Linked DNA regions of Mus musculus: region 2 is linked to region 1. Evidence: chromatin contacts called from ENCODE Hi-C data. All regions are on one chromosome and are shown on one strand. Each heading gives the region's core, a stretch centred on a gene start or an enhancer-like site at or near the end of the contact. The rest is flanking DNA. Distances are from core to core; before and after follow the strand shown.

Region 1 (4,545 bases), core at 1,432-3,931:
AGTAGGTAGATTATATGAGCCTGGTGTGTGTGTGTGTGTGTGTGTCTGTTTGTGTGTGTCTGTGTGTGTCATTCTGTCTGTCTGGAATGAGGAGGTCCTCACTGTAGACCAGGATGGCCTCAAACTCGTAGAGATTTCTGCTTCTTGCCTGAAAGAACTGAGGCCATCATGCCCTGTGGAATCTTTTCTAGAGGCTCTGTTTAAACTTTTAGGAAGTTTCTATGTAGTATTTTAGTGCTTTAATTAAACAGAGTGTGACTAAAAGTGATAAGTAGTTTGAGTCTGAACCTCGGTTATTAGACTGTTCCATTTATTTATCTGACATTGATGAGAAGAGTAAACCAAGGTGGATAAGTGTGGGAAGGGGTTAATTAGGAAAAGATTGACCTGATTGGCACCTGACTTGGTGAGGAAACAGGAAAAGAATTTTTGTCTGTGAAGGTTGTGATTCCATATCAAGACCATTCTTTATAATAGAATAACCACCCACCCTTAACTCCAGAGCTGGAATTCCTCAGATTCTTCTAACCAGAGGGGCCCTGGCGTGCTAAAGAGTCTGTTATGATATCTGAACACGTGGTGAATGTATTTGGCCAGGAAGACTTGCAAGTGAAATAAATCCTCTATGGGGTTTTCCAGTTGCATTGAATAATTACAACAAACTTAAAATCTGAAGTCCATGAATTGTGAAGTATCCAGTCTGTAAGTTGATTTGTTCTTAGGATCACAGTGTGTCAGGGGTTGAAGGGACTTTAAAACACGCCCTGAATAAACTTCAAGATTTCTTAATCTGTTTCCTGAGATTGCTATGCCATGTGGTTGCTTGAATTTCTGCTCACATTCCTTTGGGATCAGGAAAAGTCACCCTTTTAGGGAACACCTTATTCTTTGAATAGCAGTGAGAAAACTGATGGTTTGAAATCTGCCCTTGGATCTTGGTGTGCCAGTTTAAGGAGAGATTCAGCACAAATTTCCTTCCTCCCACATCCCAGCTCCTCAGATTCTTAATGTTGATCATATCCCCTGAAATTTGCTCTCCATCAAGTATTCTTGATTCTTTTCACTCTGGGTTCGTAGAAAAATGTTCTAGTGTCTTGCACTATTGCACCAGGAAGCCACAGGATTCTGGATAGCTTTCTGAAGTTTTAACTTTAAAGACTAGGGTATCTAGAATAAGATGATACAATGTTTAAGTATTCTCTCCTGTTTACAGATGGAAAGTCTTTGTATTTGAGTGGGTAGAATTGATCAGCTTCTTTAGGAGTGAGAAATGAAGTATAAAACATTTTGCCAAGCAAAGTTGTCTTTTACTTGACTAATCTGATCATGGGCTTCAGCCTGTACCTCATTTTTGCCAAGGAGTTTCTGGCTCCTCAAGTAAGTTTAAGGCTTAGCTCCAAGCTTCACTGCCAAATCTCCACACACCAGTGACTCGTTTTATTTACTGTTTGTGTGAAGAGTAGAAATAACTTTCTCATAAGTTTTATCATCTATATTAACTACTTGGGCCAACAGGACTTTGTACATTTTAACTGACCTTTTTCATCCTCATGAAATCCGAGGGACCATCATAAAGGGAGTCAAGTATTACACCTCAAAGAGATGCAAGCTACCTCTGGCAGGCAGTCTTCTGGGTTGCTTTGTACTTTTCTTAACAATTACAGGGTCTCTAGATAGCTTTCCTAAAATCCAGAACGTAGTTTGCAGGATTGTGTAACACATTTCTCTAATATTTTCATTCTTGAGACTTGAAATATGAACTCATGCTTTTCATCTAGCCCTTCAGAGGCTCAGATTTCCTTGGACGTGCACAGCGGTTATAGCCAATCCAGGTGTTGGTCATGGGCTGTTCCTGCTAGAGTCTCCACTGCCCTGCAACCCGCACCCCATTTTCCGGTCATTAAGACCGCTGAAGTCTGAGCAGAGAAATCCAGGTGGCGAAATGGGCCAAGATCTGACATACTTGAGAAGGGAAACTGTGCCTAGAGTTTATCCAATAACTTGGTTCCTGAGTCTAACTTAATTCCTTGGCATGCCAAGAAAAGACTGTGTTTAAGGCTAGCCTGTTCTTTGGTCAGCGCCAGAGGTGACATTGGAAAAATACAGGGATAGTCGTTGGCGGCAAAGCTGGAGCCTAGGATAGTGCAGACCGCCCACCCCAGCCCGTACGTCTCTACCGGCAGATGGGGCCCCCGAGTGGCCCTAGCCACTACCGGCTGGTAGTGGGGGCGGCGGGGGCGCCCCTTCTGGGTTCGCCCTTGGGCTGGGCTCCCATCCCGCCGGTTGGAAAGAAGCGGGGGCGGAGGGGCCGGGCCAGCGTTGTGAGGGCGGGGCTTTCCTTTGTCAGGGGATTTGCCCGGCATGACCAGGACTGCCCCTCTCCTCTCACCCTCGCAGGCGGGGACACTATTACTCCCGTGGGTGAGGAGGGAGTGAGCTAGAGGGGGTGCGGGATGAGCTGGAGTCCCTCGCCCCAACCCCGGGAAGCCCCTCCCTCGCCGCCTTGGCCTCCAATCCTTGCCTCCGCCCCCTCCCCTCCCGGCGGGGCTCCCTATAGGCCCCGCCCCCGTCCTCCTCCCTAGCAGTCGGCGCCGCGCGCTCCCGGGCTTCCAAGGGGGCTGCCCGGGCGGGGCAGCGGCTGTGGCGGGGCTAGAAGGGGGAGGAGATCCGCCCGCCACCCGAGCACTTCCAGCCAGCGGCGTGTGAGCGGGCCGCGCGGCGTGAGAGAGGCGGGCTCGCCCCCCTCGTGCGGCCGGAGCGGAGCCTTTTGTTCCCGGCCAGAAGTTTGCATGCCGGGACCGTGACAGCTGCGGGCGGGGAGGACGGCTGCAGGGCCGGCGGCGTGGTGGAGAAAAGAGGCGACTGCTTGTCATGCAGCCCACGACGCGGCGGCTGGGGGCCGGGGACCTGCAGTGGCCGGGGAGGCGGCGCCCACAGGACACGGGACTTACTGCTGCCGGAGGGACAAACTAACTTCCTGAGCGCTAGACCCAAGGCCGGCCCGCCGGGAGCCACCTGCAAGGTTGCGGTGAGGCGACCCTGGCCCTCCGGGGCGCGAGGCATGGCGCGGGTTTGCGGGCGGTGCTAAGTGAGTCCAGACTGCCTCTTGGCCGCTGCCGCAGCCTGCCCGCCTTCTGAAAGGCCCAGCGTGGGCCTCCACTCGCCTTGTTTTGCGGCCACGATACAGTGTTGGCTTGGAAGCCACAACAATGCCATGATGTTTTGGAGACAGGAAGCCCCAAGCTGGCCCCGAATGAAGGACTTCCTGTGTTTAAAGTTGCAGGAATATCCGCTGACCAGCCCTGTTCAAATGCAAACACCCAACTAGAGAGGACGAATGGCTAATTCAGACCAGCTGGACTCTTTAGGGCTGAACACAGGATAAAATGAAAGGAATTCTTAGGAGCTTGGACCATACTTGAAGGCTAGAGAGGGTGTGCCATTGTTATAAAGGACATAGTTGGTATACATTTTCTGCTTCCAACTCAGCTTTGGTGCGAATCGAGTGAAACTAGATATTGAATAAGACTTGTCAATATCAAACGATTTTTTTGCTGACTGAATTTGAAAGGGCTTTAGAAAAGTAAAACCAGAAGCCATACAAGTATTTGTTTTATGTTTATTGATTAAATAATATCATTTGTCTTTCTGCAGTTATGAGGCTGCTAGCCTGTGAGGGAAAACCTGTTTGTCTTATTAGAGTTTCTCCCAAAATGGTTTCAAATTGGGAACTTCCAGATCTTTCTGAAAGGCAGATGCAATTGGTGGTTTGGAGTATAAACATGTAAGAGGACTTACAATTCATGTAGAATGTATTTTGAGAGAACCCGTGGCGGGGAAAAAAAACTTTTGAAAGATTGATGGTTCATCTTTATTGAAAAAGTATGGGTAAGCCACTTAGCAGGCCAGACTGTTTAAGGCGGAACCCTACCTGCCTGGGTAAAGGGGAAGATGAGGATGGCTATATAGAAGATTGCTATGTTCCACAGCGGTCTATATACGATACAATGAGGATAAATGAACAGATTGACCAGGGGTCAAAACTTAATCAGACGTCAAAAAGCACCATGGAGAAGATGGAAGGAAGTACCATATCCAGCAATGGTACATTAGGAGCATCATCTAATGTTTTTGAAGCTAGAGGACCAGAAGGCAAGAAGCTGGATGAGAGGATAATATTTGATGCATTAAAGCTAAGCAGTGATGTGCAGAAGTCAGCACCCGTGCCACCCAGACGTCGGCCAAATGCAGAACGCAAAGATAATGTTAACAGGAGATCGTGGAAGTCCTTCATGCCACCCAACTTCCCAGAATTTGCAGAAAGGATGGAGGCTTCTCTCAGTGAAGTATCAGAAGCTGGAGCTTCAAATCCTTCCTTGCAAGAGAAAAAAGAATCCAGTTCTGCATTGACAGAAAGTTCTGGTCACTTTGACCACAGGGAACCTCAGTCTGAGTCCGTTACTTTGGAACACATGTCCAAATCTGTAGATATTCCAGAAGTGCAAAATGTAAAAAATTTGAGAGACTGCCAGGACTTCAAATTCC
Region 2 (4,545 bases), core at 1,293-3,792, 35 kb before region 1:
GATCCAGTGCTCTCTTTGGCCTCCTAGGTCACATGGTGCACAGATAGACAAACAGGCACACACATGTACACATGAATATCTTTTGGATAACATTTAAGAGAAATGTCTGGATTCTTTTAGCACAAATACAATAATGTATGACAAATGCTTGCAGATTATAGTTTACTATTGAAAACTCATTATTTTCCATTAGAAGCCACACATGGGTTTAAGACCATGGATAAGACTTCTTTTCTTGGTTTAGAAGCAATTGTAATATTGATTTAACAGGCAGCCACCTTGATGGCTAGAGGAAAACTGCTGGTCAAACCAATACTTAGAACCATGTGTTATGGCACACACTTGCAATCCCAGCACTCAGAGTAGGAGCAGAAGGTACATTAAAACACTCAAAGCCAGACATGGCTGCATATGGAACAAGTGAGTTTGAAGCCAGCATAGGCTAGAAGAGACCCTGTCTCAAAAGTAAATGAAAACTTAGCAGTGGATTGAGTAGCTTGGCTGAGGACAGTGGCCTTGGGGGCTTTGTTTCTCTCTTCCTCACTGTTGAAAACTACGTGAAGAACCAGGATCTCTGGATTAGTCCTTGAAAGATATAATGATTCCTTGATTTATTTTCTTTATGAGCATGTGTAGCTCATGGCCAATCATCTAACTTTTTTCAGCATTCAATTCAGCACTCAAGTCAGGTGAGTGTGTGTGTGTGTGTGTGTTTGTAGCTATATGAGTTTATATGAAACACATACATATGTATGTACATACGTACATACAGGAGCCCCCAGAGGCCAGAGGAAGACTCCTGAAATGAGAATCATATGATTGTGAGCCACCATATAAATCCTGGAAACCAAACCCAGGTCTTCTGCTAAAGCAGTAAGTGCTGTGAACCGTTGGCCCATCTCTCAGACCCTCGAGTTCAACTCGGAGTGTTGGAAGAGTCAAATACCGAAAATATAACAGAGCTGGGTTGGAGATCCAAAGCCAACATTCTTTCCATTGTCTCATAGTATCTAAATAGCAGGCTTCCTTTCGTTTTCTCATTTTCGCTTTAGCCTAGAGTAAGATTAAAGACTTCTTTCCCTAAAAATGTCCAAAGAAGGGCAATGATTCTTGAGTTTGATGCTTTTCTACATTGTGTATAAAGCCAGACTTACTATGGAAAGGAAGGGCCCTGTTAGGAATTTAGTGCCTAGAGTCCCAGGATTAACCTACTTTTTAGTTCAAGTCCATTTTACAAATCTCCTCTGATGAGTAAATAATAAAAAATCTTTGTTCACAGAGAGAAAGATGCATCCACTTGCCAGGAGCAGTTGGATGAATTCCGGAAACTGATTAGAACCTTCCAGAAATGGCTGAAAGAAACTGAAGGGAATGTTCCTCCTGCAAAGACTTTCGTGAGTGCTAAGGAATTAGAAAAGCAGATTGAACACTTGAAGGTAGGTAAACAATAGGGTCCCCAGCAAACTGGCTAGACAGTGGTTTGAAAGTTTATACAAACTGAACTCCAGATGTGATAGGGGGTGGCATAATAAATTCAGTTTATCTGTCCACATCAGAATTCCTTTCTTGGTGTGGTTCCATATGCCCTACCCAGAACTGAACATAGTAACATCTCCTGTTTCAAACCCAAAGTCGGGCATGGTGGTACATACCTAAAGACATTAGGAGAAATACTTAGGAGAAATTTGTGCCTCAGCTGAGCATTAAGATTGAGCCAGCCTAGGCTACTTGAAACATAGTTTCCAAAAAACCAGCACAGGCTATTCTTAGATGCCTGTCATGATGTGTAAGAAATTTAAAATACTTCATAAAGCCGGGCAGAGGTAGTGCATGCCTTTAATCCCAGCACTTGGGAGGCAGAGGCAGGCGGATTTCTAAGTTCAAGTCCAGCCTGGTCTACAGAGTGAGTTCCAGGACAGGCAAGGCTACACAGAGAAACCCTGTCTTGGGAAAAAAATCATAAAAAGGATTGGTTAACTCTATTTCTTGAGAAGCTTACATTTTCATCTCAGGGCTGAGAATCATTATTACTCATGCTTGAGAATTAGACAGCTGCACATGAGCAACTGACCAGACATGGAGTCAGGAAGCTGTGGGGGTGGGGAACTAGAATTCTGGCTCGTCGGGAGAAGCACAGGCTTGAAAACTAGCTTAGTGACTGTCATTTCCCTCGCAAAGAAGCAGGCTGGAGCTAGAGCAGATGAAAGAGAGGAATTTGGTTACTTTCACAAAATGGACTCTAAGAGAATTTGAAATTCTCTTAAAATGAAGTTCCCCACAAATGAAAGAAACCTAATACACTCTACTAATTCCACATGTTAAGTTCTCAGGTCCAAGCAGCTTAGTAGTTGTTGTTCACATGATGTCCAACAAATGTCACTTGTATTCCTCTGAAAATTTTTAAATATTCTGTTTTAAGTCTGAAATCGTAAACAATTAAGGGTGATTAATGACTGATTTGACAAGCAGTGCCTGCCTGCCTGTCAGTTTGAAGCGTGGTGCATGTGAGCTTGCTAGACACTGATGACTCTTTGTCTTGCTCTGCTGCTGCTCTGTAGGGTGGAGGTAAAATCAAGATAAGGCAGCTCTCGGTCGTCTCGCAGAGCAAGGCACTAAAAGCTCAGACACCCCTGCTCTGGAATGATTAGTGCCCGACTTCTCTGGCAGACTGTCATATCCTGGGGACTTGGCGTTGCCTGGTCCTTTGTTCTTAACCTTTCTTTGGTTGCTTGAGCTCTGTCTATAATCCAACATAAGGTTCCCTTAGTAACTATACAATGTAGTCTCGATGTCTATACATTTCAGATAACTGATTTCTCTTTTATTTTCTGATTATTTTCTCTCCTTTTTCTTTTTTTATTTTTTTTTATTTCAACCACCATGGTGGTTTATTCTGGAAATTTCTATGTATTACATAGGTATTAATACCCTTCTTGCCCCACTCCCTTCAAATCCAAATAATTAAAAAAAACTAAGGACATCATGCACAAAAACCTCTTACCTATTTTCTCTAAAGCCCTAAAGCATGTCACTTCCTGTGGGAAGCCTGTGAAGGCCTTGTGCTCACTAGACTTCCATCCCTCCCTGGGGAAAAATGGCCAAGGCTCCTTCCTGCTTCCTCTCAGAGATTCATTGCCCAATCATTACGCATTATCATCCCCACTTGACACCTTCTCAGCACTTGACTGTTGGATGCATTTTTCATTTGGCAACAATTCAATATGGCTTTGCGTGGGATGTGTAGTGTCAGTATTTTATTTTCTGATTATTTTCTCTCCTTTTTCATACTGTGAACTGCTGCTTTAACTCAGTGTTTCCCTCTCTCCTTGTCTCCTCTTGTGCTCCCAGAGTTCATTAACTATTGCTACTTCTGTAATAACACTTATTATATGATAATGCAGTTGATAAGTCAAACTCTTGAAGCTTTGTCATAAAATCAGGCATGGAGACTCATGGAGTACTCAGGAGGCTAAGGCAGAAACTTAAAGAAGATAAATGAACAGATAAATAAGGCAAAAGCCCCTAAAAAATAAAAGTAAAGTTAAGTGTTGTAAACCTGTTCGTTCCACTCTATCTCCTTAGTAGGGGTGCCTAGCCAACAATACATGCTAATAAGTAAATGTCAACAAATGACACAGAAGGTTCTGAAAAATTCTACAGTATCCTTTCTGCATTTATTTTCTTTTTTTTCTTTTGAGGATTTATTTATTTATTTATTTATTTATTATATCTGAGTACACTGTTGCTGTCTTTAGACACTCCAGAAGAGGGAGATCTCATTATGGATGGTTGTGAGCCACCATGTGGTTGCTGGGATTTAAACTCAGGACCTTCGGAAGAGCAGTCAGTGCTCTTAACTGATGAGCCATCTCTCCAGCCCCCTTTTTGCATTTCTTGGCTGACTAAACCATTGTCTTGTAATGGCTGACTATATGAACACTGTCTGTCTGTCTGTCTGTCTGTCTATCTATCTATCTGTCTGTCTCTTCCCTTCCTCCCTTCCTCCCTCCCTCCCTCTCCCTCCCTCCCTCTCCCTCCCTCCCTCCCTCCCTCTCCCTCCCTCCCTCTCCCTCCCTCCCTCCCTCCCTCTCCCTCCCTCCCTCCCTCCCTTCCTTCATTCCTTCCTTTTATGAGACTTCTATAAGTCTTAATGTGTAGCTCTGGCTGGTCCAGGAATCACTATGTAGACCAGTCTGTCTACAGAACTCACGGAGTACCTCCTGTCTCTGCCTTCAAAGCATTATGATTAAAGGCATATGCCACTATATCCAGGATAGGCATAGTTTCTTGTCAAAATGGTGAGAGGGTTGCTGCAGAGATGGTTCAGGAGTTAAGAGCTTTAGTTGTTCTTCAGGTGACCGGGGTTTGGTTTTTAGCACCTACTGTCTGTAACTCCAGTCCCAGGGGATCCAATCTCTTCTTCTGACCTCCGCAGGCATCTGGCATGCACATGTAACATGTATATACATGCATGCAAAACACTCATGCGCATAAAATAAAATGGTGGGAGCTACGTTTCTAACAGTTGTCCCTGCTGATGAGGAA

What was found. Hi-C counts contacts between places; a loop is a spot of excess contacts on that map.
Region 2: a loop to region 1 is called in a map of heart, with 3 times the contacts of the local background. The contact joins the enhancer-like site here to the promoter of D830031N03Rik in region 1. A Hi-C loop is called at or near these places in 8 of 37 maps with a recorded cell type or tissue (adrenal gland, gastrocnemius, heart and 1 more).

Annotation. Positions count from the first base shown.
Region 1 is chr4:123,410,047-123,414,591 of GRCm38, reverse strand. D830031N03Rik (RIKEN cDNA D830031N03 gene) reads left to right here and starts at 2,681. Exons shown (of 1, transcript NM_001167918.1): 1 at 2,681-4,545. The coding sequence starts at 3,885. All of the region lies in intron 57 of Macf1 (microtubule-actin crosslinking factor 1), which reads left to right.
Region 2 is chr4:123,444,993-123,449,537 of GRCm38, reverse strand. Macf1 (microtubule-actin crosslinking factor 1) reads left to right here. Exons shown (of 98, transcript NM_001199136.1): 50 at 1,280-1,436. Among named protein-coding and RNA genes, the nearest start is that of D830031N03Rik, 35 kb to the right of the region's middle. Within about 2 kb of position 2,542, at least 1 of the 3 ENCODE cell types and tissues checked has a DNase peak (open chromatin) inside an H3K27ac peak, as active enhancers do; it is heart, where a contact is called at or near this core.